Linked DNA regions of Homo sapiens: region 2 is linked to region 1. A link is a loop called in an ENCODE intact Hi-C map of the cell type or tissue named here. Cell type or tissue: PC-3. All regions are shown on one strand. Each heading gives the region's core, and the rest is flanking DNA. Links, peaks and the distances in the headings are about the cores only. Region 1 overlaps ABL2 (ABL proto-oncogene 2, non-receptor tyrosine kinase). Region 2 overlaps FAM20B (FAM20B glycosaminoglycan xylosylkinase).

Region 1 (15,924 bases), core at 3,350-8,349:
ATTCTGGACCGGGTGCCTTACATCCACAGCAAGTTTAAGAAGGATGATTGATTAAACTGATGCCTCCATGAACCCCTCTGCTGTCAGGTGGTGCCAGCTCCTCCCATGTCAGCGCCTGCTGCATCTGCAACAGCCCAAGCTCTCAGGATGGACGCTCAGGGAATCTACAGTGCAACTTAAGATTTCTTGTATTTCTGAAAACAGCTGGGGTGTTTTAAGCACACAGCATTAAACCTCACTATGAAACCTGCCCCCTGCCTGGATATTAATCATGCTGATAACTCAGTTACTTTGATTACAGCTCCAGAGAATGACCCAGGGATCTTTTCAAGCTCCAAAATGCTGCCAGTTTAGGAGAGTTTTCCAGTGGCTGTCAGATATTGTTTAATTATTATTATTGAGACAAGGTCTTGCCGTGTTGTCCAGGCTGGTCTCAAACTCCTGAGCTCAAGCGATCCACCTGCCTTGGCCTCCCAAAGTACTGCGATTACAAGCACGAGCCACCGCGCCCAGCCTGTTTAATTATTTTAAATGTTTATTGGGGAAAAAGAAATCCCTAGTAATTTGAGTGAATACCACATGCAAGGCACTGTGCTGGGCTTCAGAATATAAAGATGAGAAATCACTAATAACACCATTGGGACTCAATATGCAAAACTATCATCCATCCTTCCCTCCAAATTTGTTTCTCTCACTGAATTCCCCATTTCAGTTAATGGCAATTCCATCTTTTCAAATGTTGAGGCCAAAAACCATGGAATCCTTCATGGCTCTGAGAGGTGACAGTGTGCTGGCAGTCCTCACAGCCCTCGCTCGCTCTCGGTGCCTCCTCTGCCTGGGCTCCCACTTTGGTGGCACTTGAGGAGCCCTTCAGCGCACCGCTGCACTGTGGGAGCCCCTTTCTGGGCTGGCCAAGGCCGGAGCCCACTCCCTCAAGCTTGCAGGGAGGTGTGGAGGGAGAGGCGCCAGCAGGAACCGGGGCTGCCTGCCGCGCTTGCGGGCCAGCTGGAGTTCCGGGTGGGCGTGGGCTTGGCGGGCCCCGCACTCACACTCGGAGCAGCCAGCCAGCCCTGTCAGCCCCGGGCAATGAGGGACTTAGCACCTGGGCCAGCGGCTGTGGAGGATCTACTGGGTCCCCCAGCAGTGCCAGCCCACCGGTGCTGCGCTCAATTTCTCGCTGGGCCTTAGCTGCCTTCCCGCGGGGCAGGCCACCCACCCAGCAGTGGCAACCCACTCGGGTCCCCTTCCACACTGTGGAAGCTTTGTTCTTTCGCTCTTTGCAATAAATCTTGCTACTGCTCACTCTTTGGGTCCACACTGCTTTTATGAGCCGTAACACTCACCGCAAAGATCTGCAGCTTCACTCCTGAAGCCAGCAAGACCACGAGCCCACCGGGAGGAACGAACAACTCCAAACGCGCTACCTTAAGAGCTGTAACACTCACTGCAAAGGTCTGCAGCTTCACTCCTGAGCCAGCGAGACCACGAACTCACCAGAAGGAAGAAACTCCGAACACATCTGAACATCAGAAGGAACAAACTCCAGACACGCCACCTTAAGAGCTGTAGCACTCACCGCGAGGGTCTGCGGCTTCATTCTTGAAGTCAGTGAGACCAAGAACCCACCAATTCCGGACACAGCTCCCTTCTTGCTCTCACAAACAACATCCAATTCACTCAGAAATTCCATTGGCACTGCCTTCAAAAATATATCCAGAATCTAACCACTTCTCATTCAGTACCACTTCATGACCACCATCATCTAGGTAAGGGGACCCCAACCCCTGGGCCACAGACAGGTCTGTGGCCTGTTAGGAACTGGGCCACACAGCAGCAGGTGAGCAGCGGGCCAGCGAGCATTACCGCTTGAGCTCCACCTCCCGTCAGATTAGTGGAGGCATTTGATTCTCACAGGAGCTGAAACCTACTGTGAACTGCTCAAGCAAGGGATCTAGGTTGAATGCTCCTTATGATAATCTAATGCCTGATGATCTGAGGTGGAACAGTTTCATGTGAAACCACCGCTCCCCACCCAGTCTGTGAAAAAATTGACTTCCATGAAACTGGTCCCTGGTGCCAAAAAGGTTGGGACCACTGATGTAGACTATTTCACTAGACTCCTGATTTCCATGCTTCCGTGCTTGTTCCCTACTGTTTATTCTCAACATACCAGCCATCTTTCAGAGCATAAGTCAGATTGCTACTCCTCTGTTCAAGACTCTTCAAAGGTTCCCCATTTTAGAGTAAAAGCTAAAATCCTTAAAGGCCCTGCAAGGTCCTTCACAATTGGTCTTGCCCAGCATCTCCTGCTGCTATTCCTCTACCTTATTCTGGCCACTGACATCAATGCTATTGCTTGAACAAAGCAGGCACACTTCTGCCTCAGGACCTTTGCGCTGGCTTTTCCTTTTGCCTAAAACACTCTTCCCCATGACATTTCACCAAATGTTACCTTCTCAGTATGTCATTCTCTGATTATTCCATTTTAAAGTACATCTATTCTTGATAACACTCTCACATCCCCCACTGACTCCTTTCCTGATTTATTTTATCTCCATAGCTCTTATTACCACCAAACATAGTGTATAATTTACTTATTTATTATTATATTCATGTATCTAAGTCTCCTTGCTAAAATGTAAGTTTTATGAGGACCAGGATTGTTGTCTGTTTTGTTCACTGAACAGTGACTCCAGAACAGTGTCTACATATAAGAGGCTCTCAAAAAAGATTTGCTGAATGAATGAACTATGTATACATCCTTACTCACAGAGGATGCTATGAGAGGAAAGAATATAAAACAAAACTCTAGAGTCTGGCAAGGTTTCAGACTTAAAATTAGATAAACATTTAAACTGGATGAACGCAGGCCAGGCACAGTAGCTCATGCCTATAATCTCAGCACTTTGAGAAGCCAAGGCGGGAGGATCACTTGAGGCCAGGAGTTCAAGACCAGCCTGGGCAACATCATGAGACTTCATCAGGTGTGGTGGCTAGCGTCTGTAATCCCAGCACTTTGGGAGGCCGAGGTGGATCACCTGAGGTCAGGAGTTCGAGACCAGTCTGGCCAACATGGCAAAACCCTGACTGGGTGTGGTGGCGGGTGCCTGTAATCCCAACTACTCGGGAGGCTGAGGCAGGAGAATTGCTTGAACCCGGGAGGCAGAGGTTGCAGTGAACTGAGATCAGACTGCTGCACTCCAACTTGGGTGACAAAGCAAGACTCTGTCTCAAAAAAAAAAAAAAAAAAAAAATTAAGTATTGGCTGGGCATAGTGGCACACAACTGTAGTCCCAGCTACCCAGGAAGCTGAGGTAGGATTGTCTGAGCCTGGGAGGTTGAGCCTGCAGTGAGCCAAGATCACACCATTGTACTCCAATCTAGACAATAGAACAAAACCCTGTCTTTAAGAAAAAAAAAAATTAGATTAATAGGAATTCTGCACTGATGACAGTAGAGTGACAGACTGTCAATACGCAAGGACATGTTTATAATAAGGGGAAACTCTGAACCCAAAAGAGGACTCTTAAAGACAAGTCAACTTCCTGAAAGTTGTGTTATCTGACAAAAGGAGAAAACAGAATGAGATCTACAGCACGATTTTATGTAAATTTAGAAGATATATGCAGGCCAAACAATATTATATTTCTGAAATATGTAAAGTAATAACTATAGGATAAAAGTAATTTTTGAGGCCAAAGTACTAAAAGAACCACAACTTAGAAAACAATCCTTCTTATTCCCCATTCCCCTTCTTCCCGTCTCTGGTTTTACGGTCTTTTTGGTTGAGTCAAAAGATCTTATTTCCTTCCTTTCTTCTTTCTTCCCACTCCTCTTTTGTTCTCAAAGAACTTAGGGTCAATTTCCTGCACAATCTGTCTGCACAGGATATCCACTTAAACACCATTCTACCCATTAGCACCAAACAAAAGGAAAACTTTTTCAAAGAGAAAAACACCCTAACATTTTTCTGAAGCTAAGAACGAACATATTTTGAATCATAAAGAGTAAGGGAACTAAATGAGGGGGAACAAGATAAGGGATAAAGGCAAAAACAAAAGAAAACAAAAGCCTGTGGGAAGAGCAAGTAAATGTCAGTGTTACCCAGTAGCTATAGTCTATGTCACTTTCCTCATTGGTTAAGACAGACATGTCTGGATGATTCAGATGTACTGTATACGCCCAAATGCAAGTGTGTGGGCTGGGAATGGTTTATTTTTGAACAAAATGAAATGACTACTATAAATTAGGTAACTTAGATATCAAGTTAACTTATCTTCCATTATTCACTGCTATAGAGGTAGATCAGAGATTTAAGATGGGATAAGAGAAGACTGATTTTCACTCACATGTAAAGAACCTAGATAACAGAAATATATTATCACAATTTAAAAAAGGCATTTTTTTTCTATTGCTACAGTTGCAGGCTACAACAAAAATAAAGCAAAACAGAATAGCCACTTGTACAAAGTAAATTATCATGATTGAAAAAGTTAAAACCCAAAATAATAAAACTGAAATTGAGAAAATTCCTAAGCTTCATGTTTAATTTTATTAAAAATACTTTTCACCAGTTAGTCATTCAGTAACTTTTATCAGTTTAATTAGAAATTTGTCAGGTAGTAATAGGAGAAATTAATATTACAAATTTTTAGTTTAGGCATTTTCAAGTATTTTATAAACATTATCTTGCCAGAATTCTACTTTATCTGACTGTATATTCTCTAAGAAGCTAATAAGTTTTAATAACTTCTTTTAAAAATTATGTAAGGTAAATTATTCAACAGTTTTCAATATAGCTTAAGTTCTTCACATCAAGCCATCTATATCTTATTATTACAAAATACTACATATTATCCATACATTCTTCCATTCAGTATTTATTGAGATCCTACTATGAGATATTCCCCCAAGAAAGCACACAAACTTTCACTGACCAAGAATGAAGACAAAAACAGTAGCAGATAAGATGAATTTTTTGAAATCTTCATTCACACTTGATTAATGTGGTTATCAAGCCTCCCTGAAACTATCAACTCTGAACCATACCTGTTAAGTCGGGTAGAGCAGATTCTGAGGCCTCAGTGCACAGGCAGCAAAGTGAAGTGTCCTGATCTCTGCCATAACTATTAGGTGGAAGGAGAACTGTCCCAAGGACCATACCTCTGCCCAGAAGCACAAAAGTTAAACTGTTCTGTGTAAAGAGGAAGTCTTAGAATTCCATTCTCTGACAAGCAATACCACATGCATGTGACATTTACTCATGTACTCAGTGGCCAGAGGGAACCAATAAAATGGTGAGCATTCACAATTCCCAAAGTGGGTGGAGAGTGACCTAAAGGAAAATTTCCAGCAATCCGCAAAAGACTGAGTCAGAATGGAGTTACTTCAAAATCTCTGAGAACACTTTTAAAATGTAAGTAAAATAAAAACCAACATATATATGTATAACAAATAGCCTAATAATAAAACAATGTAGAAGTTAATATATCTCTATTTTATAGGGAGATGATGAGGTGAGACTAGAGAGAAAAGTTTCCTTGGAGAAAATCTGTTTACAATAAAACACGAAATACACTTTTAAAAGAAAGGAAACGCCTAACAAGACTCATCTTTTACATCACTTAAATAGTTCAAGAAACCACAAAGCCAAAGTCAAAGAAATAGCTGTGATCTGATTCATGAGCACAGAAGCCAAGAAATAACTGCCTTTGCTAACAATCTGGCTCTATAGCTTAATAAAGGTTAAAAACATGGCAATATAGTGTTGAAAACTTTTGAGTGTTAAAAGTTTATTTACTTATTTATTTTTATTTACTTATTTATTTTTTGAGACGGAGTCTCGCTCTGTCGCCCAGGCTGGAAGGCAGTGGCGCGATCTCGGCTCACTGCAACCTCTACCTCACGGGTTCAAGTGATTATCCTGCCTCAGCCTCCCAGGTGACTGCGATTACAGGCGCCCGCCACCACGCCCAGCTAATTTTTTGTATTTTTAGAAGAGACGGGGTTTCACTATGTTGGCCAGGCTGGTCTCAAACTCCTGACCTCGTGATCCACCTGCCTCAGCCTCCCAAAGTGCTAGGATTACAGGCATGAGCCACCATGCCCAGCCTGAGTGTTAAAAGTTTTTAAAGCAAAAAGCCCAATCTTTGTTAATAAACAGGAACAAAGTTAAAGAAAATTTAAAAACCTGAAAATGATAGTACTTTATGAGAATTAAACTAGTAAAACCTACAAATAATACATGACTTTAATGTATGATCTACAAAAATAATATTAAAGAGCGTTTGTAGGCCAGGGGCGGTGGCTCACGCCTGTAATCCCAGCACTTTGGGAGGCAGAGGTGGGTGTATCACAAGGTCAGGAGATCGAGACCATCCTCCTGGCTAACACAGTGAAACCCCACCTCTACAAAAAATACAAAAAATTAGCCCGGCATGGTGGCGGGCGCCTGTAGTCCCAGCTACTCGGGAGGCTGAGGCAGGAGAAAGGCATGAACCCAGGAGGTGCAGCTTGCAGTGAGCCAAGATCGCGCCACTGCACTCCAGCCTGGGCGACAGAGCGAGACTCCATCTCAAAAAAAACAAAAAAAAGAGTGTTTGTTTAACTGTGTATCTGAGAACACTCATTCACTCAATAAATATTTATTAAGCACCTACTATGTACCAGCCCCTGTTCTAGGTCAATATAAGTAACAGGGTAAGATAATAGGATGACAGGACTGAAACAGCCTTAGAGAAAATTGAAAAATAAAATGGTAACTTAACCTTATTAGAGAAAGAATAACTTTAATGTAGGTAATTATTAACTATTTAAAATAACAAAGCTTATGTTTTCAATAAAATTATCCTTTATAAAGCCAGTACTTTCAACATCAAGGGACAAATAAAAGAGTTAGATGACTAAAGGTTACCACAATTATGACTAAGAATTTCAAATACCAGATTGAATATCTCATTCTCCGGATTATAGAAAAAAAGGTATGGGAAAGGATCTTCATCATCCACATTCTATCCATATGTAGACTCTATACCATATGGTTTACTATTTAATCAATAAATCTTCTATTTAAATTACCAATAATTAGTAGTTACATTTTCAATTACTTATAGCATAATTTGGAATAAAGAGGAGATAAATGGATAAACAAAAGGTGGTCTATACATATAATGAAGTATTATTTAGCCATAAAAAGAATGAAATGTTGATATATGCTACAATGTAGATGGGCCTTGAAAATATGATGCTAAGTGAAATAAGCCAGACACATCAAGGCAAATATTATATAATTCTACTTACATGAAATATTTAGAATTTTTCTAGTTCTGGAAGTCTAGTTCTGCAAATGGATGGCTATACAACATTATGAATATATTTAATCCTACTAAACTGTACATCTACGAATAGTTAAAATAGTAAATTCTGATACTTTGTCATAATTAAAAATTAAAATTACTAAGGTCTCCAAAGGCCTTTTGTTTATGTTATAGCTATCAGTATTTACTATATTTGAAATTAAACCTGAAATTTTAATGAGAAATTTGAATACCTATTAATTCTAAAATAACAATAAACCCATTATGTTAATAACATATTTTTACCAAAAAGAAAACTATTTTCAAAAAAGAATTAAGAAGATAAGAGTAGCATTTTCAGTTTTTGCAAATCTCTTTAATAGGCTGAGGTGGAAAAGTGCATTACTTTAATGAACGTGACAAACTAAGGCCAGAAGCAAAAGAAGAATCTAAGCAAAGATGAGGAGGAGCGGGGGCATTCTGAGTAGACAATGTAGCAAGTTCAATGCAAAAACTCTGAGGTAGGAAAAGAACCTGGTATGTACAGGAAATAAGAAGTGTGGCTACTGTTACGGAAGTCAAAAGATGAGCATGAAACAAAGTAAGGTAGACAGGGGCTGGCCAAATCAAGTGCTTAGGGATTTAGGATTCTATTCCAAGTGCAATGGAAATCCAGTGAACAGTTTTAAGCAGGATGGCCATATGGTCTGATCTCCATTTTTTTTTTTTTTTTGAGACAGGGTCTTGCTCTGTCTCCCAGGCTGGGGTGCAGTGGCGTGATCTTGGCTCACTACAACCTCCACCTCCCAGGTTCAAGCGATTCTCCTGCCTCAGCCTCCTGGGTAGCTGGGATTACAAGGTGTGCACCACCATGCCTGGCTAATTTTTGTATTTTTAGTAGAGATGGGGTTTTGCCATGTTGGCCAGGCTGCTGATTTCCATTTTTTAAAAGACCATTATTACATGAAAAAAAATGAATTACATTGAGAACCAAATTAGAAGCAGAAAACTATGCAGTAGTTCAGCAATGGGATCATGTTGGCTTAGAATAGGATGGTGGCAGTGGAGACAAAGAAAAGTGGAAGAACTTAACGATATGGTTTGAAGAGGGAATCAACAGGGCTTGCAGATTACTTGGATACAACATAAGAGAGAAGGAGAAAATAAAGAACGGCTGCCAGGTTTTAGGCTTAACTGTAACTGGGTAGATGGCCATGTAATTCACTGAGAAGCAGCAGTAGCACAGGTTGAGTATACCTTATCCAAAACACTTGAGACCTGAAGTGTTTCAGGTTTAAAATTTTTTCAGATTTTAGAATATGTGCATATATATAATGAGATATCTTGAGGTTGAGTCCCAAGTGATATGGTTTGGCTGTGTCCCTACCCAAAATCTCATCTTGAATTGTAATCCCCATAAATCCCTACGTGTCAAGGGCAGGATCAGGCGGAGATAATCGGATCATGGAGGCATTTTCCCCCATGCTGTTCTCGTGATGGTGAGTCTCACAAGATCTGATGATTTTATAAGCGTCTGGCATTTCCTCTCCTTGTACTCACTCCATCCTGCCACCCTGTGAGGAAGGTGCCTGTTTCTCCTTTGCCTTCTGCCATGAGGAAAAAGGAAAGGAAAAAGATATATCACCCCAAAATATGTCTCTGACATAAAAATTATTTTTGAGCCTAAAGCAATGAATAGGGGAAAAGCTCTCCATATCCTCTTGCTTTTCTACCTAAAGACAGGATACAAATTCTCCTTTACTGGTGACAACTATAGACTCTTATCAGCCCAGAGATGGCCTGAGCCTGGGAGGTTGAGGCTGTAGTGAGCCAAGATCACAGCACTGCACTCCAGCCCACATGACAGAGCCAGACCCTGTCTTTAAAAAAAAAAAATTTAAAAAGTAGGCTAAGAACATGAACAGACATTTTCCAAAGATGACACATAGGTGGCTAACAAACATATGAATAAATGGTCCAATCACTAATCATCAGAGAAATGCAAAAAAAAAAAAAAAAAAAAAAAAAAACCAACTGATGTTGGCAAGGATGCAGAGAAAAGGGAACACTTATTCACTGTTGGTGGAAATGTAAGTTAGCACAACCTCTACGAAAAACAGTATAGAAATTTCTCAAAGAACTACAAGTAGAACTATACTTCAATCCAGCAATCCCACTACTGGGTATCTACCCAAAGGAAAAGAAATCATTCTATCAAAAAGACACTTGCACTCCATATATTTATTGTAGCACTATTCACAATAGCAAAATCATGGAATCAACCTAAGTGTCCATCAATGGATGACTGGAGTTTTTAAAATGTGGTATAGATATACCATGGAATACTACTTAGCCATAAAGAAGAATAAAATCATGTATTTTGCAGCAACATGGTTGGAACTGGAGGTCGTTATCCTAAGTGAAATGACTTAAAAACAGAAAGCCAAAAACCCTATGTTCTCATTGTAAGCGGGAGCTAAACAATGGTACACATGGACATACCGAATGGAATAATATATTCTGGAGACTCCAAAAGGTGGAATACTACCTATTGGGTCCCATGTCATGTATGCTATTCAGGTGATGGTTACACTGGAAGCCCAGACTTCACCACTAGGCAATATATCCATGGAAGAACTGCACTTGTACCCTCCAAATCTATAAACTTTTTTTAAAAAAGCAATAGAGAGACCTCAGCTTTTGCAAGATTAACTCTCTTTAGGTTAGTCAATAATAGTATAAGTACATGTTGTTTTATTATTCTTTGCTTTACTGTGCTTTGCAGACGCTGTGTTTTTCACAAATTGAAGGTTTGTGGCAACCCTACATTGAGCAAGTCTATCAGCACCACTTTTCTTTTCTTTTTTTTTTTTTTTTTGAGACAAAGTCTCACTCTATTGCCCAGGCTGGAGTGCAGTGGCATGATCTCAGCTCACTGCAACCTCCACCTCTCAGGTTCAAGCAATCCTCCAGCCTTAGCCTCCTGAGTAGCTGGGACCACACGTGTGTGCCATCACCCCCGGCTAATTTTTGTATTTTTTTGTAGAGAAGTGGTTTCACCATGTTGCCCAGGCTGCTCTCAAACTCCTGAGCTCAAAGCGATCTGCCCACTTCAGCCTCCCAAAATGTTGGTATTACGGGTGTGAACCACCGCACCTGGCTAGCACCATTTTTCCATCAAGTGCTCACTTCATGTTTCTGTGTCACCTTGTGGTAATTCTCACAATATTTCAAACTTTTTAATTGTTATCATATCTATTATGGTGATCTGTGATCAGTGATCTTTGATGTCACTACTGTCATTGTTTTGGGGCGCCACAAACTGCGCCATAGGAGACAGCAAAATTAATCATGACCACTCCACTGATCAGCTGTTTCCCTGTCTCACTCCCTCTCCTCAAGCCTATTCCTTGAGACACAACAATACTGAAATTAGGCCAAAACTGGGCACAGTGGCTCACGCCTGTAATCTCAGCACTTTGTGAGGCCGAGGTGGACAGATCACATGGTCAGGAGTTCGAGACCAGCCTCGCCAACATGGTGAAACCCCGTTTCTACTAAAAATACAAAAATTAGCTGGGTGTGGTGGTGCATACCTGTAATCCCAGCTACTCAGGAGGCTGAGGCAGTAGAATTGCTTGAACCTGGGAGGCAGAGGTTGCAGTACGCCGAGATCATGCCACTGCACTCCAGCCTAGGCAACAGAGCAAGACTCCGTCTTGAAAAAAAAAAAAAGGAAAAAAAAAAAAAGAAATTAGACCAATTTATAATGGCCTCTAAGTGTTCAAGTGAAAGGAAGAGTTGCATGTCTCTAACTTTAAACCAAAAAGTAGAAATAAGTTCAGTGGGCAAGAATGTCAAAAGTTGAGATAGGCTAAAAAACTACGTCTCTCGTACAAGTTAGCCAAGTTGTGAATGCAAAGTAAAAGTTCCTGAAGAAAATTAAAAGTGCTACTCTAGTAAACACAAACATGATAGGAAAGTGAAACAACAGCCTTACTGCTGATATGGAGAAAATTTGAGTGGTCTGCAAACCAGCCATAACATTCCCTTAAACCAAAGCCTAATCCAGAGCAAGGCCCCAACTCTCTTCAATTCTGTGAAGGCAGAGAGAGGTAAGGAAGCTGCAGAAGAAAAGTTTGAAGGTAGCAGAGGTTGGTTCATGAGATTTAAGGAAAAGAAGCCATGTCCTTAACATAAAAGTACAAGGTGAAGCAGCAAGTGCTGATTTAGAAGCTGCAGCAAGTAAGAAAATCTAGCTAAGATCACCGATGAATGTGGCCACACTAAACAACAGATTTTCAGTGTAGATGAAACACCCTTCAATTGGAATAAGATGACATCTAGGACTTTCATAGCTAGAGAGGAGAATGTCTAGCTTCAAAGGACAGGTTGATTCTCTGGTTAGGGGTGAATGTTGCTGTTGACTTTAAATTGAAGCCAACGCTCATTTGCCATTTTGAAAATCCTAGGACCTTTAAGAGTTACACTAAATCTATTCCACTTATGCTCTATAAATGGAACAACAAAGCCTGAATAAGAGCACATCTATGTACAGCATGGTTTAGTGAATATTTTAAGCCCACTGTTGAGACCTACAGCTCAGAATAAAAAAGATTCCTTTCCAAATATTACTGCTCATTGATAATGCACTTGGTCACTTGGTACATTTAATGATATGTTGTTTTCATGCCTGTGAACACAACATCCATTCTGCAGCCCATAAATCAATGAGTAATTTCAAGTCTCATTACTTAGGAAAAACATTTTGGGCCGGGCATGGTGTCTCATGCCTGCAATCCCAGTACTTTGGGAGGCCAGGGTGGGAGGGCTGCTTTAGGCCAGGAGTTCAAGACCAGCTTGGGCAACATAGTGAGACCCCATCTCTAAAAAAAAAATTTTTTTTTTCTAATTATCCAGGCATGGTGGCGCACACCTGTAGTCCCAACTATTAGGGAGGCTGAGGTGGATCACTTGAGCCCAGGAGGTCAAAACTGCAGTGAGCCATGGTACACTGTACTCCAGCCTGGGCAGCAAAGCAAGACCCCGTCTCAAAAATGAAACAAAACATTTTATACAGTAATAGCTGCCACAGTCAGTTCTCTGATGGATCTGTTAAAATCAATTGACAACCTTTTAGAAAGGATCTACCATTCTAGATGCCATTAAGAGCATTCATCATTCATGGGAAGAGGTCAAAATAGCAACACTAACAAGAGTTTGGAATAAGTTGATTCCAATCTTCATGCATAACTTTGAGGAGTTCAAGACTCCAGGGGAGAAAGTAATTGCAGATGTGGTGGAAACAGCAAGAGAACTAGAATTACAAGTGGAGTCTGAAGATGTGACTGAATTGTTGCAATCTCATGACAAAACCTGAACGGATGAGGAGTGGCTTCTTATGAGTGGGCAAAGAAAGTGGTCTCATGAGATGGAATCTATTCCTGGTAAAGATGCTGGGAATACTGTTTAATTATGACAAAGAATTTGGACTATTACATAAACTTAGTTTGCAGCAGCAGGATTTGAGAGGATTGACTCTAATTTTCAAAGAAGTTCTACTGTAGGTAAAATGCTGTCAAAAAGCACTGCATTCTACAGAGAAATCTTTCATGAAAGAAAGTGTCAACGGATTTGGTAAACTTCATTGTTGTCTTATTTTAAGAAATTGCCACAGCCACCCCAACTTCCCAACTTCCCAACTTCCAGCAACCACCACCCTGATCTCAGCAGCCATCAATGTTGGGGCCAGGCCTTCCACCAAAAAAATGATTTGCTGAAGTCTCAGATGATCATCAGCATTTTTTAGCAATGAAGTATTTTTTAATTAAGGCATGTCCTTTTTTAATAGACATAATGCTAATTACACACTTAGTAGACCACAGTATAGCATGAACACGACTTTTATATGCACTGGGAAACAAAAAAAAAATTGTTTGACTCATTTTATGGTGATACTCACTTCATTGCAGTGGCATGAAACCAAACTTGCAATATCTCCAAGGTATGACTATAGTTAAAGAGGATAGTTCCCTACCTCTCATACACTCACATTCACAAAAAATCAAGATGGCGTTTTAATCAGAACTATGCTTATCCTCCCCCTCTGTGTATTCAAATCCTATATTTCTTTCAAGGTATAGTTTAAGTTCCTAGATTCTCCTTGAACCTGACCTCTGGTCATTTCAGATTAAGTAATCTCTTCCTTTGCCTAAGCTCAAAGCACCCATTGCCTAAAATAGCAATTGTTATACTAATATGGGACATCCTCTATACTATATTTAATATAATTTATACATCCTGTTTTTATGTCTTTTTTTCTCAAGTTTCTGTAGGTACAGAATCAATGCTTCCAATGAAGTCAGCAGAGTGCTTTGCTAATAATTGACAAAAAAAGGATTAACTCATTTTAAAAATCCAGTACGTATGAGACTTCTTGCCACAAAAAGTAAAAGCTGTAACAGCATTTTTCTCTTTTTCTACATCAGTATTTCTCAACTTTTTTTTCATAACCATTACTCTATGGAATAAAATTAAATTTAAGTAACTATAATTCATTGATTTAATTTAATTCAATTTCTCCCTAACAAGAGAAATTAAATGCTGAAATGATAAAATTCTTTACCGTAGCATTGAGCTTTGGAGGATCACAAACCATTGTAACTATCTAAGTTGTTATCACCCCTGTTGAAAATGCATGCTCTATACCTATCTAAACCATATACTTAAAGGTTCAAACAGGATGCATTTGCTCCTGGTAGAGTAGGAGCCTTTTCTGATTATGTAACCATAGGTATCAACCTACTGGATTCAAAGTCTTCTATTACAGATAAAGGAAGAGCACATTTTTCTAAGCAGAAAAAAACAATATAAACAAAGACATGGCGGGGAAAGGTAGTCCAAATTCAAGGCCAGATCAAGATGTGGAAACCTGGGTAGGCTAATAATTAACACTTCTTCAAACCAGTACCAAATGTGTGTTCAACATTTACTCAGGGAGAAGCCTGAAGTTTACATTATACCTCTGCTCTGGTCCTGAAGAATTCACCTTTGTCCCTAACTTGGAGTCTTGATTCAGCTAAAAGCCCTGCAGTTAATCAGAATTACTGACCTCAAGTGTCAGTTTGGCATGTCCTTTGGTGGTCTCACACACTAGCCCAAACTGCTTATGAAAATATTTCCCAAAGCTACATAAAATACCTTCTCTGAGAGTATTTTTAGTAAACCATTTCTTCATCTTGTTACATTTCCTGTGAACCTTCAGAAACCAACTCCCTGAAGAGGAGCTCAGGTGGTACTTTCCTTAATCCAGCTCACTGAGTTTTTTGCATGATGAATTTGGCCTGATTAGAGAGATGACTGTGTGTGTGCATGTGCATGTGTGCGTTTGTGTTTGTGTGTAAGTAAATAAAATAAGGTGAAATATATGTGGGCCAAATGACATGTTCTTGACATTCAGACAAAAGAATTCAGACTTATCACAGTAAGCAACAAGGAATCATTCTAGGTTTGTGAGTAGTAGCAGCACAATGTGCTACTTAAAGAATACTGATCTATAAGACTTCTCATAGACCACCTGAAGTTGCAGAGAATAACTAAAAGTCTGCTGCAGAAAACTAAAGTGAGATGATAAGGGCCTGGCCACAGAATGGAGAACAGACAGATTCAAGAAATCTTTTGGAGAAGGGATTTGATAATTATCTGGAAATAAAGGATATCGGAAAGGAAACAAATATTAAATCTCTGGTTTGGAGCAAAATGAATATAAAGTAACACCCAGATATCAAAGAAAGAGTTGCAAGAACAAGACTAGAATGTAAGTGGGGTATTTCCATTAAGGACACAAATTCAGAAGTAATAAACATGGCTCAACATTTTACAGAAAAAAAAAGGAAGTTATTAGCATTCAAAAACATTTTTATCAATGAAAAGAGTGGCAATAATTGTAAGATTTTATACTCAATTTCTGAAATACTTTCTAAACCAAAATAATACATTTCTGGATGGTGCCGGATAACAGAAATTTCTAACCTCATTACTCTTTCCTGTTCATTTCGTACATCCTCCCTAGGTGAAGTCATTCACATACAATTCTTTCAGTTATAAACTCTAGGCTATTGGCTCCTGTATTAGTTTCCTGCAGCTGCTATAACCATATACTAGATGGCTTAACCCAACAGAAATGCATTCTCTCATAGTTTGGGAGGCCGGAAGTCTGAAATGAGCAACACTGGGACAAAATAAAGGTGTCAGCGGGAGACTCCAAGGAGAATCCATTCCTTGCCCCTTCCAGCTTCTAGTGGCTGCCAACATTCTTTGGCTTGTAATCCAACCCATCGTCAAGGCCAGGATCTTCAAATCTGTCTCTGTTCCAGGTTCACATTGCCTTCTCCTATGTGTGTGTGAAATCGTCCTCTGTTACACGTGATGGCATTTAGGGTCCAACTCAATAATCCAGGATAAGCTCCCCATCACATGTATAAAGACCAAAAATTCCCCCCACCTGCAACTTTATTTTTGCTATGAGAGGTAACATTCATAGGTTCCAGGGATTAGGACATGGATATCTTTTGAGGGGGTACTTTTCAACCTACCATAGCTCCCAAATGTCACCAGCCCAGAACATTTT
Region 2 (16,555 bases), core at 6,406-11,405, 110 kb before region 1:
TTATGCCTGTAATCCCAGCACTTTGGGAGGCCGAGGCAGGCGGATCACGAGGTCAAGAGATTGAGACCATCCTGGCCAACATGGTGAAACCCCGTCTCTACTAAAAATACAAAAATTAGCTGTGCATGGTGGTGCACGCCTGTAGTCCCAGCTACTCAGGAGGCTGAGGCAGGAGAATCGCTTGAACCCAGGAGGCAGAGGTTGCAGTGAGCTGAGATTGCACCACTGCACTCCAGACTGCTGACAGTGAGACTCCGTCTCAAAAAACAAACAAACAAACAACAACAACAACAGAAGGAGACTGTCTTCTGAATCTGACTCTTAGTCCTTCTGGGACTAAGTGCCAGGTGGTTTTGTGGATTGGGATGGGGAACACAGTTACAATGAGGCCCTACAGTTTGTTGTAATTGTTACAGTAATCTGTGTATCTGTGTATTTTTCTCTCTGCACCTGACAGTGCCTGTATGTAGAAGGTGCACAATAAATATTCGTCAGTTGAATGAATAAATGGAAAACAGTATGAGGGAAGGGGAAATATTCTAATGTATATACTAAATTATTTAGTTCCTCTTTTTGTCAAAAGAAAAAAAAAGCGTAGAAAATGTGTTTCGGATTACTGTTCAAAATATTCTGTAGAGGTGTGTTATTTGCTTCTGTGATTATATGGTGTTCTAAACCACCTGGAGCCTGGCAGTAGCCTGTGCAGGTTCCAGTCAAGTGCAGCTTCACAACCTTGCTCCTACAGTCTGTTCTGGCTAGGCTAATTGGGCAGTTGGATTGATAGCCAGTGTTTTTGCATTAATAGAAGAACTTAGAGCTCTTGGCAATGGCCATGTCAATAGCATTGACCTGACTGCCCTTGTCCCTTATTTTGACGGTGGAAGAGGGGAGTTATCCCTTTTTAAGAGTACTTCTCCAGCAGTTCCTTCTTCTACACCTACATATATCTTCCTGTTTTCCTTCAGCTGTCTCTGTAACCCCAAGTACTAATGAATTCTTTAACATAGGCCTGGGCTGCAGAACAGAAGCTTACTTTGCTATTGAAACCAGCTTCTGACTAACTTACAATGTCAGCATGACTGCTCGAGCTGCCTAGAAGAGAAAATAATGCAAAGATCTCACTTCTGATTTGGTCTTTCTTACCAAAAACAAAAGAAGAAATGCCTAGCTTGGGATGTAAAGAATCTACATGACAGATGGGTGCGTCTGTCATCCCAGTGTGAGATAAGAGAAAAATGTAAGCTGATGCAGAAGAGACCTTGAGCTTTGGTGTGTGTTTAAGGTCTGTACTTTCTGGCAAGATAACCCCTTTAGAGAAGAGGGTGCTAACTTGGGCACGTTATAAAGGCAGGTCAAGGAATATGAAATTATGAATGTGTAAAGAGGACAGAACCAAGTACAGAGGGAGGCAGTGAAGTCTATCATTCCATGCTCTCAAATGTTAACTTTCTGCTTTATATACATAGCAATGCCTCATTTACCTAATGTTGGGGAGTAAGGTATTATATGTGAAAATTTTATTTTAGCTATACCTTTTGTGGAAAAATTTTTACAATATATGCTTTGGTTATTATTACTAGCATACTGGCAGTAGTTGAGTGAGGCTATGAGATGATCGAAAAATGTAGTTTGTTGTCCACTGTGCTTTTTGAATTATTGAATCTACTTGAGTCGATTCAGTAGTCAGTCTTTGTCTTCTTTCAGTGGTGGAAAGCTGCTCTTTTGCTGCTGTTAGTATCCTTGCTGCCCTCTTTTAAATTTGCAGCTTCTTATCTGTGGAGTAGGAGCTTCCTGACATTGAATGTAAAACAGCTAAATTGGCTTAGTTATGTTCTACCTGCTCTTCTCCAAGTTTTAGGGTATGAACTTTGTAACCACTTATTTTTGTTGCCCAGGGACGTTTTTGTTTGTTTGTTTCTTATCGTTGGTGTAGATAGTGAACGTGTGCTCTGTATAGGTGCATTTATGTTCCTGTAGTTTTCTGTAAAAAAAAAAACAAAATAATATGGAAGTACTTACTCGTGTGGGTTCTTGTTTCAGAAAGCACTGCCAATAATACTTGAAGATCTGATTTCAGCCCTGTCTTGTATCATCCTTGGGCAGTGTGTTAGACAACCTCCTTTCTTCCTTTTAGCATTTCCAAATTGTCTTTACTCTTAATCCCAGCCGATACTAGGAACCAGGTTGGCAATAGCAGTGGCCTTGAAAGGTGGAAGCAGGATATACAGAAGGTGGCAACTTTAAATTGAGTGTATATAATTGGTATACATATTCGCTATTTCTGCATCTTTTATATACTGTATACTTGAATTCATTGTAGGACTTATTTCCCCCTGTCTCTGAAAGAGGCAGTCTTTAAACCAGAGAGTTGCCAGTTTAGAAGAAATTCTTATAACCCTAAAGGTCTTTCTCCTTTGCCCTTCTCTCCTTTTATTCCACAAACACTTATCAGATGCCTCTTACAGGCCCTGCACAGTGCTAAGTTACTTGGAAGTACAAAGCGTGAGTAAAATCTATCCCATCCTCAAAAAACACAATATATTAGAAGAGACAGATGTGCCAAAAAAAAAAAAAAATGTGTGTGTGTGTGTTTGTGTGTGTGTGAGTTCATAGTATAACAGAGGGATCATGCCTGGAGCCACCTAGCCATAATTTCAGCACAGATCTGTTTGAGGTTCTCCTGCTTCTGAGAGTGATCTCCTGTGTGGGCTGTCAGCTTGACGTACCATAGAACATAAGGCTAAAAATGCGAGGTCTATTGTTGTATAAAGTTTATGTGGTTTTCCAAGAACTGTAGTGAATTGAACACTAAAGATGGAAAGCATATGAAAAGCTGAAGGAAAATGTTATAATATTTGTAATGCCGTATTTCAACACTATACAGGAATTACCTTCTATAATCTAGCCTTAAATGGTGGTTCTGTACTGACAGTTGTGCTGTGAAATACCTGGAACTTGGGAAGTGTCATTATACCTGGCTTATTTAAAGGAAAATGCAAATTGTTACTCATTTCCACGTAGTGTCAAGATTACTGCGTGTGTTGGTTTTTTAGAACAGAACTCGCTAGCAGTATGAGCTAAAGTTTTTTTCTTTTTCATTTTTCAAGGAAGAGGGTTGCCCTAAATCAAGGTTTAAATGGGACAGGTTGCAGAGATTGATTTTTTTTCAGTTCACTTATTGAAATTATTCAGTTATTGCCTATTTCATTTTTACTTTCACATCCAGCAAGAAAGACTACCTTAATGCTTCATTAATGCCTGGTAATGGTTTTAGTTGCCTTCCTTCAGAGGGAACTTGTTAGAGAATTTCATATAAGTGATTCTGAGTTTACAGATGTAAATAAATGTTTAAATGGAAGTGAAAACAGTAAGGAAAACCTGACACTTGGACCAATTTGGATTATGTAAGAATTAGATTTTCTACACCTGTACTCTTAAGTTACTCTTAAGGCTTATCTTAAGGGCTTTAGCACATGAAAAGCTGTCATCTTTAAAACACAGAACTAATTTTCCAAACTGAAAACAGTTGTGAAAGGCATTCTATTTTAGCCTTTTTTTGTGAAGTGGGATAAGTTCATGCTTCCCATCTGTTTCAGTTACATTGAGTGTGGTAGAATTGAACTTTGTAGAGAAGGGAAACAGGTTGGCCAAATTAGTGACAGCCTCCCAGTCTTCTGCTTTGCATGACACTCACTCTGAAGATATCTATTTGCCTAGTCTTATCTACCTCTCAAATTTAGGCAAGAATTTGGCTCAGAAATACAAGACTACTAATTACTACTAAACTCTTAGTAATGCAATGTGTGGATTTGGCCCCTCACTATGTAACTGAGAAGACAACATTATGGTATATTGATTCCAATGAGGGTTTTCTTTGTCATTTTTCTCCTCTCTGGAGGTCATCTGGGTTTTTGATATGGTGATAATGACTAGCAAGTGATTACTGTGGGTCATCCAGGCACTAATCTTAGCACAACACATGTAGAGGTCTCATTCTTTTTTTTTTTTTTTTTTTTTTTTTTGAGACAGGATCTTGCTCTGTCACCCAGGCTGGAATGCAGTGGCATGATCTTGATTCACTGCAGCCTCAGCCTCCCGAGTAGCTGGCTCATTCATTTTTAACAACCCTGTGAGTTAGGTAATAGTATTCTTGTTTCATTTTTTTATATGCAGAAACTGAGACCCAGAGAGGTCAGAAGTTAAATATCTTTCCCAAGACCCACATTAGGTGGTAAAGGAAGCATCCAGGCCTAGGCATTCTGAATCCAGAGGACATGCTTTTAACCCCTCTGCTACAGAAAGCTTATATTTAAAATAAGAAGGTGAATTAAGAAGCTATTTCTTAAGTGGATAATTAGCACAGAAAAGAAGAAAAAATATCTATAGATACTGATTAATGCTATTACTTAGTATTAGTTTTTATTTTTAGTTGAAGACCCTCATGTGAAGATGAAAGGAAGAATAGCATGCTGTTGTGGCAGGCAGCAAAGCAGGAGTGGGCTGGTTTTCCCAGGGTACTCAGCATTTACTGAGATAATAAACATGTAATGCTGTTTAATATTGGAGGTTTTGACTTTCTGGACATCTTGACTGTCACACAATACTAAAAGACTTCTGAATGCTCTTAATTTTACTTATCACTGCCACTAACCATCAGTAGAGACATTTATTTCTAGGGAACGGGGTGTAAACTCATAACAGTTAATAATAATATGCACAGTGCCCTACTGTCACTGCTAGTGAAAAATCAAAAGGGCAGTATACCAGACAGCCCACGGTAAAAGCGTGTGTGTGTCTAACTTTTTTTGCACTAAAAGATGTGATTTTTGCTATTTATGTTTTGGCTGAAGTACAAAAGTTAGGCTTTATAAACCGGACATGTGTCAGTGTGTGAATGTGTGAGGTTAGCCTTGATTGCTCTGCATAAGTCTAAGTAGGGCTCTGAAGTATGCAAGTGGATTTTAGTAAATGATCCAGTTGAGAATCTATTTCTTCTTGTGGTACCTTTAAGAGACTTTGTTAATTATGTATCTTTCTAAATATATACAATGAAAACAGAAAAATATAAATGACATGTAACTTTTATAATGAGTGTATTGCTCCTAGAAGCCATTAATAATAATTTACAAATATGACCTAACAATTTATCAAACCAATTTTTATTTGCACTTAATGGTTAATTTAGTGATTACTCCCTCCCTGAGATAATTGTTTTTAGTCACGTAATTTATTTCCCTATGTCTTCTCCCCTGGTATTTTTACTATCCCCAAAAGGAGTTGATAGGAGCAGAACAGATGTGAGAATGTTGGGTTTTACAAACTACCTCAAAATAATAGTGGGTTAAGACAATGATTTGTTATTTCTTTCTTTCTTTTTCTTTTTCTTTTTTTCTTTTGAGACAGTCTTGCTCTGTCACCAGGCTGGAGTGTAGTGGCGTGATGTCGGCTCACTGCAACCTCCGCCTCCTGGGTTCAAGCGATTCTCCTGCCTCAGCCTCTCAAGTAGCTGGGACTACAGGCATGTGCCACCATGCCCAGCTAATTTTTTGTATTTTAGTAGAGATGGGGTTTCACCATGTTGGCCAGGCTGGTCTCAAACTCCCTACCTTGGGTGATCCGCCCATCTCACCTCCCAAAGTGCTGGGATTACAGGTGTGAGCCACTGCGCCCAGCCTGTTATTTCTTATAATTATATAGGTCATCTGGTCTCACGTGTTCCTGCTCAAATGGTATAGGCTGGGGTCACAACAGTGACTACATTCTGCCAGACCACAACTGGGACTGGAATGTCCTTGAAAGTGTCATCTTCATGTCTGGCACTTCACCTGGGGTGACCAGGATAGCCAAGGGTTGGCTGGACCTCTCTCCATATAGATCACTTGGCATTTGGTAGTCTTAGCTTGAGCTTCTTTACATGGTAGCTAGATCCCGTGAAAGTGGAAGCTGCCAGGTCTCTTAAGACCAGGGCCCAGAACTGGCACACAGTCATTTCCACAACATTCTATTGTCAAAACAAGTTACAAAGCCAGCCCAGATTCAAGGGGAGGAAAAACAGACTCCACCTCTTTCTCTCTCTCTCTCTCTCTTTTTTTTTAATAATGGAGACAGGGTCTCACTGTGTTACCCAGGCTGGTCTCGAATTCCTGGGCTCAGGCAGTCCTTCTGCCTCAGCCTCCCAAAGTGTTAGGATTACAGGTGTAAACCAGCATGTTTGGCCCTGACTCCACCTCTTGATAGGATAAATTGTTAGTGTCTGTCTTTGCAGACAGTCTACAAAAAATTCAAATTCAAGTCTTACCTCCTATACTCACCAAACCTTCAGAGTTTTAGTCAAACCAATAATTACCAAAGTATTTTGTTAAAGGATCCTTGTAGTTCCTACTCAGGATCAAGGGCAAAGAGATTGTGTGCATAAATATAATTCTATACCAGTTAAGAAATCCTACCCCTTTGCCTCAGATCTCTTTTGTTGTTAGTCCTCTGCATGAAGCATTCTTACTAAGCATTTCCTTTGTGGTGCTTTGCATTTACAAGGCATGTTACATTCTACTTAAGTCATAAGAACCTGATTTGACCATTAAATTAGAAACACAAGAAGTGAAACTTATGTTTACTTTTACCATAACTTTCACTTTTAGTTGCTATGAGCAGAGGTTGGTATTTATTTCTTCTCTATGACCTCAGAGGTAGTATTGTGAGCTTGTCACTTAATCAGAGGGTGATTCAAGGGGACACTTCTAATAAGGCTTGGAATCTCATTGGTGGCTTGTAGGACCCTCTAGTAAGGTAGTAAGCGTTAAGGCCAGGTGTTCTCATGTTCCTTGGCAGCCACATACATTGAGATTTATCACATGATCTGTAGACCCCCACACCAACATGCTTTTCTGTAAATGTTCCTCCACCATCAGCCAGATTTTTTTTTAAGTACAATTTCCATTGTATTTTTCTCCAGAGAATGGTCTGTCTTCAGTCTTTAAGGACTCAGCTCCTTACACGGGCTTTGGTGGGGGTCGTGGGGCAGCACCCACAGGTCTAAATCGGGGTAGGGGTGTTCGGTCCTCGTGGGCTTCATGAGATTGATTCCTGACTACTTTGCTGTGAATTGCACAATTCACACAGTAATGTAGCTTCACAAACAGCTTGGGAAGCACATAGGCATTGAAGACGCTGCTTCAGAAATGTCCCTGACTGCTGTGGCCTCCACTATATTTCGAATGATGAATTTCTTAATGGCCTTGTCCTTAGGCACGCATCAGGCACAGTTCATGCAGCGAATGGCTGCACGTAACTGTGGCCCTTTTTGACATGACTTTTGTTCCTTCTTTTCTTTGTCATCTTGGAGGCATGGACCGGAGAGGAGATTCTTGAAAGAAGACTTTACATTAAGACCTCACTTTTTTTCTGTGGAATCTATATCTCTTCTCCCAAAACAACTTCATAGTCTTACGTTTGCCCTTATACAATATTTATCAAATGAGTAGGATGAGTGTGTTTGTGTGTGTGTGTGTGTAGAATGAAAGTGAATTAGCCGGCTGGGCGTGGTGGCTCACACCTGTAATCACAGCACATTGGGGGGCTGAGGTGGGCAGATCACTTGAGGTCAGGAGTTCGAGACCAGCCTGCCCAACGTGGAGAAACCCCGTCTCTACTAAAAATACAAAAATTAGCCGGGTGTGATGGCAGACACCTGTAATCCCTGCTACTTGGGAGGCTGAGGCAGGACAATCGCTTGAATCCAGGAGTTGGAGGTTGCAGTGAGCCGAGATAGCACCACTGCACTCCAGCCTGGGTGACAGAGCGAGACTCTGTCTCAAAATAAAAAAAGAAAGTAAGTAAATTAGCCTCCGTAGCAAGCCCCATATAGCTGATGGAGCTCAGGTTGAAACCAGGGTTCAGTGGGAAAATTCCTTGTAAAGGTCTACTTTCCAGAACTCCAGGCTGGGAGTTTATGCCAGCTTTTCATGTGAAAACTATTTACAGATATGCCATTTGTACTGCCTTTTTTATATTTAACACTTTTAAAGTTATGTTATTACCTTGAGTTTGTTTGTTCTTTGAGGTAGTTTCTGTTCTGCATAACAGAAACATTAAAATAAATGACCGTAATATAACTGGACATTGTTGCACTGTTTGAAGCATGTATCGGAGGAGCTGAGGGTGTGAAATAGAGCAGGCACATTCTTCTGAGAATGTTAGTGAGGTTTTTCGTGAATAGTTTGAATATACCCAGTGAATTTGCGTTTATTTCCTTAGTGTCTGAAATGGGGAATCTTTGGAAAAGTCCAGTTTGCACAATATAGTATACTCCTTGTCCCAAATAAAAAAGGAAGATTATATGGCATGGAAACCCTGTCTCTGGTACTTTCTCCTCTCTCACATATAAAGGAGTGAAGGGGATCATTCTAAGGAGCCAAGATTCTGAAAGGAGAATTAAGAACCATATGCAATAAGGTATTATACAAGGCCGAATGTAGTTAAGTACTGGCCGAAAGGAGGGAGAAGTTACTTTAAGAGTGTAAGGAGGGACGAAAAATTGCCTTAGAGATGGCCTTGGAGATGAGCCTTGAAAGGAGGCTCAGACTTTATCAGGAGGAGATTGGAAGAAATGTTAAGAGAAAGAGGAATTTTGAGGGACTACAGTGTAAGGAATGACAGAAGCAAAGAGCACCTACACATCAAGAGGAGGACCATAGCATGTTCAGTTGATCCATTGTGGCTAAAGCTGAGAAGAGGAACAATGGGAGTGATGTCTAACTTGGAAGCTATTTAGGATACAGCTTTAATGCCTTGCCAAGGAATCTAGAATCAAAGGTGGTTGAGTGATTTGAAAAATGATTTTGGCTGCATTATCTAGGCTGGATTGGAGAACCTGGAGGCTCAGGCATCAGTTCTTTCTGTGGTCCAAAAGAAGGTGATGAGCACTGAAGTTGGTGGCTGTGGAAATGAAAGACGGCTGTAAAGAACAATGACAAATTGCACTCTTACTCATTCCACCAGGATGTGGTGACTGTAATCACAAACATGAAAACTTGTTTAGTCTCTTTTTTTTTAACCTGCCCTCACTTAGAATCTGCAGAAGGAAATAGTGAAATAATAGAACCCTTCAGTTCCCTTAATATGAATTTATTTCTTGTTTGCTTGCTTGCTTTCTGTATGTCGGTCTTTTTTTTTTTTTTTTTTTTTGTGAGACGGAGCCTCACTCTGTCGCTCAGGCTGGAGTGCAATGGCACGATCTCAGCTCACTGCAACCTCTCCCTCCCAGGTTCAAGCTATTGTCTCCTGCCTCAGCCTCCTGAGTAGCTGGGATTACAGGTGCCCACCACCACGCCCAGCTAATTTTTGTATTTTTCATAGAGATGGGGTTTCGCCGTGTTGTCCAGGCTGGTCTTGAACTCCTGACCTCAGGTGATCTGCCTGCCTCGGCCTCCCAAAGTGTTGGGATTACAGGCGTGAGGCACTGTCCCCAGCCAGTTCCCTTAATGTAAATTTCTAACCTAGCTGAGTGAGTGAATTGTTTATGGCCCTGAATTGATGAATGTGTTCGTCTGAGGCCGCTTCAAAAGGAGAAGTTTTGAAATAAGTTTCAAAACTTAAAAGGACACAAACTTGGATTGTGGGATTGGACCGTTTTTCTTATCTGAATTTTGGAACTGTTAGAACTTCTTATTGCATTGATGATAAAAACAAAACAAAAAACCACAGCTCTAACCTTTGTGCAAAATGTTTGGATGTGATATATTTATATAGCACGAGGGGGAGGATTTTCTTCATTCTAAATGAATGAGCAATACGATTAAAAGTTTATGGGTTGGTCGGGACAGTGGCTCATGCCTGTAATCCCAGCACTTTGGGAGGCTGAGTCTGGCAGATCACCTGAGGTCAGGAGTTCAAGACCAGCCTGACCAACATGGAGAAACCCTGTCTCTACTAAAAATGCAAAAGCCTTAGCTGGGCGTGGTGGCGCATGCCTGTAATCCCAGCTACTTGGGAGGCTGAGGCAGGAGAATCGCTTGAACCCAGGAAGCAGAGGTTGTGGTGAGCCGAGATTGCTCCATGGCATTCCAGCCTGGGCAACACAAGCGAAACTGCATCTCAAAAAAAAAAAAAAAGAAAAAAGTTTATGGGTTAACCAGACTTTAGTCCTGAAGGATGTTCTGTAGAAAGTAAAAGCCTATGAAGCTGACCCCTTTGTGCCAGAATTGTATTGCATTTGTAGCTAGTGGCATCTGGAGATGCTGAAGAAGTGATTGTCAATACAACTAGATTTCCATATTGCCTTTTATCTCTGCAGCCTGAGAAGTGTACTGTTGAACAAGCACTTGAAAATGTTGTGTGGTTTAGGTTGCATTAGAACTAGCAAAAATCTCTGAAATCTTCTCTGCTAGCACTGCTGTTATCAGTAATCACAGGGAACTGTTTTACTGAGTTCCACACCAAACTTGATACCATCACAATTACATTTTAGATGCACTTGAATTGCCTTTGTTTCAGCTAATAGTGTTGTGTACCCTGGGAGATGATGATGAAACAAAACAGGTGGCAGGGAATAATTAGAATTTGAAATTAACTCTCACTTTCTGCTTCCTTCATGAACAGAAAAGGAGTGGTTAATCACTGAGAATAAACTTCATTCAGCTGGCCCACTGCAAAGTGTTGCCCTCAGAATACATTGCTCTGATAAGCTGCTTTTGATTGTTTCCAGTTGTTATTAAGGGAGCAGTATCACGTTTAAGTGGGAGTGTCTTAGCCTGAATCATTTGCTCTATTTTTTTGTATTGGTTTTATTTTTTGGATTAATGGTTTGAGTTGTTAAATGAATTGGAGAGTGAAGCAACATCCTGTTATCTTCTTGTCATCTTTGTCTTACCTCAGTGCTGTGCTGTCTGCAGGCATAGAGCAGAGCAAGCCTGTGCATGTTTTTAAATGGCCTTATGGAGTAGAAAGCAACCTCTCAGGATGCAAGTGAGACGGAATTGTATGTTCTTGACACCCTTGCAAAAATCTTGTATTTGGAGCCTTTTAACTTAAGAATTGCCCAGAGTGTGGTCAGCCCCATGCTAGAAGGAGCAGTTCTTTATGTCTGTGACATGAATATCCTTGTTATATGCTTGACCATTCCAGACGTAGTAGTGCTGCCATAGTACCAGGCTTTATTAGTTTTCTGGTTATATTCTGCTAATAGCTAGATGGTATGGGCATATTTTTTTCCCTTTACTTAATGTACCCAGTTTTGATTATCCATGGTTTGCAGGTATTTTAATTTTGAAAAATAATTGGCGAAGGACTAAGTAGAAATATGTGTCTGGGGTTGTATTTAAATACATGAGCAGCAGATATGACACGTCCAGGATCGCTGAATACTTGGACTCAGAGACAGCTATTACTCTCCTCTGCACCCTGTGGCATTTTATTTATTTATTTATTATTTTTTTTTATTGATCATTCTTGGGTGTTTCTTGCAGAGGGGGATTTGGCAGGGTCATAGGACAATAGTGGAGGGAAGGTCAGCAGATAAACAAGTGAACAAAGGTCTCTGGTTTTCCTAGGCAGAGGACCCTGCGGCCTTCCGCAGTGTTTGTGTCCCTGGGTACTTGAGATTAGGGAGTGGTGATGACTCTTAACGAGCATGCTGCCTTCAAACATCTGTTTAACAAAGCACATCTTGCACCGCCCTTAATCCATTTAACCCTGAGTGGACACAGCACATGTTTCAGAGAGCACAGGGATGGGGGCAAGGTCACAGATCAACAGGATCCCAAGGCAGAAGAACTTTTCTTAGCACAGAACAAAATGAAAAGTCTCCCATGTCCACCTCCTTCTACACAGACACGGCAACCATCCGACTCCTCAATCCTTTCCCCACCCTTCCCCCCTTTCTACTCCACAAAACCGCCACTGTCATCATGGCCCGTTCCCAGTGAGCCGTTGGGCACACCTCCCAGACGGGGTGGTGGCCGGGCAGAGGGGCTCCTCTCTTCCCAGCAGGGGCAGCCGGGCAGAGGCGCCCCTCACCTCCTGGACGGGGTGGCCGGCCGGGCGGGGGGCCAACCCCCCCACTTCCCTCCCGGACTGGGCGGCTGGCCGGGCAGAGGGGCTCCTCACTTCCCAGTAGGGGCGGCCGGGCAGAGGCGCCCCTCACCTCCCGGACGAGGCGGCTAGCCGGGCGGGGGGCTGACCCCCCCACCTCCCTCCCGGACGGGGCGGCTGGCCGGGCGGGGGGCTGACCCCCCTACCTCCCTCCAGGACGGGGCAGCTGGCCGGGCAGAGGGGCTCCTCACTTCCCAGTAGGGGCGGCCGGGCAGAGGCGCCCCTCACCTCCCGGACGGGGCGGCTGGCCGGGCGCTGATCCCCCCACCTCCCTCCCGGACGGGGCGGCTGGCCTGGCGGGGGCTGACCCCCCACCTCCCTCCCGGACGGGGCGGCTGGCCTGGCGGGGGCTGACCCCCACCTCCCTCCCGGACGGGTTGGCTGCTGGGCGGAGACGCTCCTCACTTCCCAGACAGGGTGGCTGCTGGGCGGAGGGGCTCCTCACTTCTCAGACAGGGCGGTTGCCAGGCAGAGGCTCTCCTCACTTCTCAGACGGGGCGGCCGGGCAGAGACGCTCCTCACCTCCCAGACGGGGTCACGGCCGGGCAGAGGCGCTCCTCACATCCCAGACGGGGCCGGCGGGCAGAGGCGCTCCCCACATCTCAGACGATGGGCAGCCGGGCAGAGACGCTCCTCACTTCCTAGATGGGATGGCGGCCGGGAAGAGGCGCCTCCTCACTTCCTTGATGGGATGGCGGCCGGGAAGAGGCGCTCCTCACTTCCTAGATGGGATGGCGGCCGGGCAGAGACGCTCCTCACTTTCCAGACTGGGCAGCCAGGCAGAGGGGCTCCTCACATCCCAGACGATGGGCAACCAGGCAGAGACGCTCCTCACTTCCCAGACGGGGTGGCGGCCGAGCAGAGGCTGCAATCTCGGCCTTTTGGGAGGCCAAGGCAGGCGGCTGGGAGGTGGAGGTTGTAGCGAGCCGAGATCACGCCACTGCACTCCAGCCTGGGCACCATTGAGCACTGAGTGAACGAGACTCCGTCTGCAATCCCGGCACGTCTGGAGGCCGAGGCTGGCGGATCACTCGCGGTTAGGAGCTGGAGACCAGCCCGGCCAACACGGCAAAACCCCGTCTCCACCAAAAAAATACGAAAACCAGTCAGGTGTGGCAGGCTGAGGCAGGAGAATCAGGCAGGGAGGTTGCAGTGAGCCGAGATGGCAGCAGTACAGTCCAGCTTCGGCTCGGCATCAGAGGGAGACCGTGGAAAGAGAGGGAGAGGGAGACCGTGGGGAGACGGGAGACGGGAGATGGGAGACAGGGAGGGAGAGGGAGAGGGAGACGGGAGACGGGGAGGGAGACAGGAGACGGGAGACGGGCCGGGAGAGGGAGACGGGCAGGGAAAGGGGAGAGGGGAGAGGGAAAGGACCCTCTGGCATTTTTAGGAATTGTTGTCTTACCAGAATGAGAACCAAATACTGGTGGTTTGGGATATGCAAAAGTCCTTTATGGATTTTGAAAGTTAAAAAAATGAAAGTTAAACAATTATGTATAGCTTGCTCTTTTGTTTTTGTTGTGTTTTTCCTCATTGTTTTGGTTATTAGGCATGTGTAGCCAACCTCATGGCTCCTAGATGGCTTGCATTCCAATTAAAATAGAAATATTTGCTTTAAAATTTTCAGTGTATGTGGTTCTTGCTTATTAGTGTCACAGGATCCTTGGGGTGTCACTTTGCCAGTGAGAAACCTCTGTGGCCGTGGTGCCTTCTGCCTGAGTAGTGCTTGTGCCCACTGGGCTCGTTCTACCCACTCAGCCTTGCAGGCCGTGCTCAGCTCGTACTACTGGCCTGGATCTTATACCTGCCAAGGGCAAGCCAGGTGCAGAGCAGCAAGGGGTGTGTGGACAAGCTAGCATGGGGTCTGGCCACTGTACACAGCCACGCACGCTGGGGCTGCTGTGGTGGGGTAGGCAGCTCCAAGCATAAGCACAGCTGCCGGTTCTGTGTGAGTCTGCAGCTGGACCAGAGTATCACATGCAGCTTCTGCTGCGGGTGCCCATGTCTGGACAAGGGGAACATGGTGGCATCCAGAAACTTGGAGACACCAGGAACCTCAGAACCCCAAAGAGGATGTCACAGCCCTGGCTCGGGGAGACCCTAGGTCTGAGCTCCACAAAGGGCCCCAGCTCTTCTCTCTTTCTGATTGCCTACCACATGGTGAGCAGGGGGTGTGTTTCAGCCCTGTTTGCATTACAGCTCTTTCAGTCCTGCCATTTGGTGGGTTCTGAGTTCTTGTCCCATGCCCCACGCTGACAACTGGGGGTGAGCAAAGTGGAGAGGAGCTTCACTGAGCAATAGAACAGCTCTCTGGAGACCCAAAGTGGATAGCTCTTTCTGCAGCCATGTTGTTCTGATGAGAGTCTAGCTTTCAGTGGAGAGGAGACCCACAGTGGGTAGATCCCTTGTGCACGCAGGTTGTCCGGATATCTGTTTGAGTCTGGCTGAGTGCAGGGTTTTTATGAGCTCAGAAGAGAGGAAGTGTGTGCTGATTGGCCCATGGGTGGCCATGGGTGGGCCCAGAAAAAGCACCATAAGTTCTCACTGTGGTTTGCGGACTCTTAACCAGAACCGACAGCCCAGCCCCCATGCTTCAGGCCATCCCTGGCTTGAAGGTGGGGCTTCACTGGGGACCCATCCCTTTCCGCCCAGGAGCCTGCCTCCTGCCACCATTCATGTCATCCACAGTGCCCAAGCTGTTTGTACCAAGGGATGCCTGCAGGCCTACACTGAGCCATCCTCAGTCCTCCCTTGGCCTCCCTCCCATGCTCATTGGTGCCCAAAGTCCGGAGTGGGCTGAGACAGCAGGGGCCTGGTGTATCAGCACTGCCCCAACCACATATATACAGGTCACGACATCACCTGGGCTTTGCCACAATTTTGCTCCACCCCAGAGTGGGTGCGGGGAGTGGGGAGAGGCCAGGCAGCAGGAGTGGCATTTTGGAGCCTGTGGGTGTAGCTGTGGCTGGGTGGCTGCAGCTGTACCCAGGAACACGGGGCCCCTGCTCCACCATCTTGGAAGAGGGCAGGGCTCCCACCTGTTCCCAGCTCCTTCCAGCTCCGTGGAGTGTGCAGCCCTGGCCATGCCTCTCCCACTGCAGCTGGTGTCTTCGCAGCAGCTGCTCCAGTTGGGCCACTGCTGCCATCATTAGGTCCTTCTCCAGATTAGTTAATTTTAAATTATTGAACCTTCTTGAGCTCAAGAATAGAAAGCCTAAAAGGGTGAGTCATATATTAGAGGCTTACAAAAGATTCAGGGGTGGAAGGACAGAATTTTTGATCAAATTTTGCTTTGTACTTGGGCTTGCAGGAACTGTGGAAGGTGCATCAGTGAAGAAATGGACCAATGTGTATAATCATGGAATCTCCTTGCTAACCATCACCACCAGCTCTCCTTAATACATGAGCAAGAGTGGGTCAGGGGAGAAGGAAAAGAGGTCAACATGAAGCTAAAGCAGCGAGTCGTGCTGTTAGCAATTCTCCTTGTCATTTTTATCTTCACCAAAGTTTTCCTGATTGACAACTTAGATACATCAGCTGCCAACCGGGAGGACCAGAGGGCCTTTCACCGAATGATGACTGGCTTGCGGGTGGAGCTGGCACCCAAGCTGGACCATACCTTGCAGTCTCCCTGGGAGATTGCAGCCCAGTGGGTGGTTCCCCGGGAAGTGTACCCTGAAGAGACACCAGAGCTGGGGGCAGTCATGCATGCCATGGCCACCAAGAAAATCATTAAAGCTGATGTGGGTTATAAAGGGACACAGCTGAAAGCCTTACTGATACTTGAAGGAGGCCAGAAAGTTGTTTTCAAACCTAAGCGGTAAGTTTTGATCTTGGAAGCTGCATGTGCTAGTTGGTTGATTCATTTAACTTGGGATTTATATAAGATTTATTTTGTCATCTTCTCTTGGAAGTCTCTTCAGTAAAATAAGAGGGGTAGACTAGATCTCTAAAGTCTTTTCTAGCACTTAACATGAATCTACCTTTATAGTATCATATAGAATAGTCTTCCTGCCCTAAAAATCCTCTGTGTTCTACCTACTCATTTTTCCCTCTCTGCCCCAGAACACCTGGTAACCCACTGGTCTTTTTACTATCTCCGTAGTTTTGCCTTTTCCTGAATGTAATATAGTTGCAATCACAGAATGTAAGCCCTTTCAGATTGGCTTCTTTCACTTAGTAAAGTGCATTTAAGGTTTATACATATCTTTTTGTGGCATGATAGTTCATTTGTTTTTATCACTGAATAATATTCCATTGTCTAGATGTACCACAGCTTAATTATCCATTCACTTACTGAAGGACATCTTGGTTGCTTCCAAGTTTGGGGCAATTGTGAATAAAGCTGCTATAAACATCCATGTGCAGGTTTTTGTGTGGACATAAATTTTCAACTCATTTGGATAGATACCAGAAGCATAATTGCTGGACCACATGGTAAGAGTACGTTTCATTTTGTAAAAAACTG

Evidence for each region. Peaks named below come from ENCODE experiments on the same cell type or tissue, not always from the same donor. Only the 100,000 strongest peaks of a DNase experiment are listed, where the experiment ranks them.
Region 2: it touches region 1 in a loop (5-fold over the local background); 1 of 110 quality-filtered maps calls a loop at or near these places.

Annotation. Positions count from the first base shown.
Region 1 is chr1:179,137,884-179,153,807 of GRCh38, forward strand. The region is part of intron 1 of ABL2 (ABL proto-oncogene 2, non-receptor tyrosine kinase); the gene reads right to left. Among named protein-coding and RNA genes, the nearest start is that of TOR3A, 64 kb to the left of the region's middle. RefSeq lists enhancers at 935-1,441, 4,760-5,959. In PC-3, for the core only: no CTCF peak of the experiment used is centred there; DNase peaks (open chromatin) are centred at 4,168, 5,278 and 5,658; H3K4me3 peaks cover 2,056 bases; H3K27ac peaks cover 4,590 bases.
Region 2 is chr1:179,028,318-179,044,872 of GRCh38, forward strand. FAM20B (FAM20B glycosaminoglycan xylosylkinase) reads left to right here. Exons shown (of 8, transcript NM_014864.4): 2 at 15,398-15,907. The coding sequence starts at 15,531. It also overlaps the pseudogene RPS26P16. Among named protein-coding and RNA genes, the nearest start is that of FAM20B, 11 kb to the left of the region's middle. RefSeq lists an enhancer at 413-1,288 and a silencer at 1,057-1,351. In PC-3, for the core only: no CTCF peak of the experiment used is centred there; DNase peaks (open chromatin) are centred at 8,954 and 9,754; H3K4me3 peaks cover 738 bases; H3K27ac peaks cover 3,439 bases.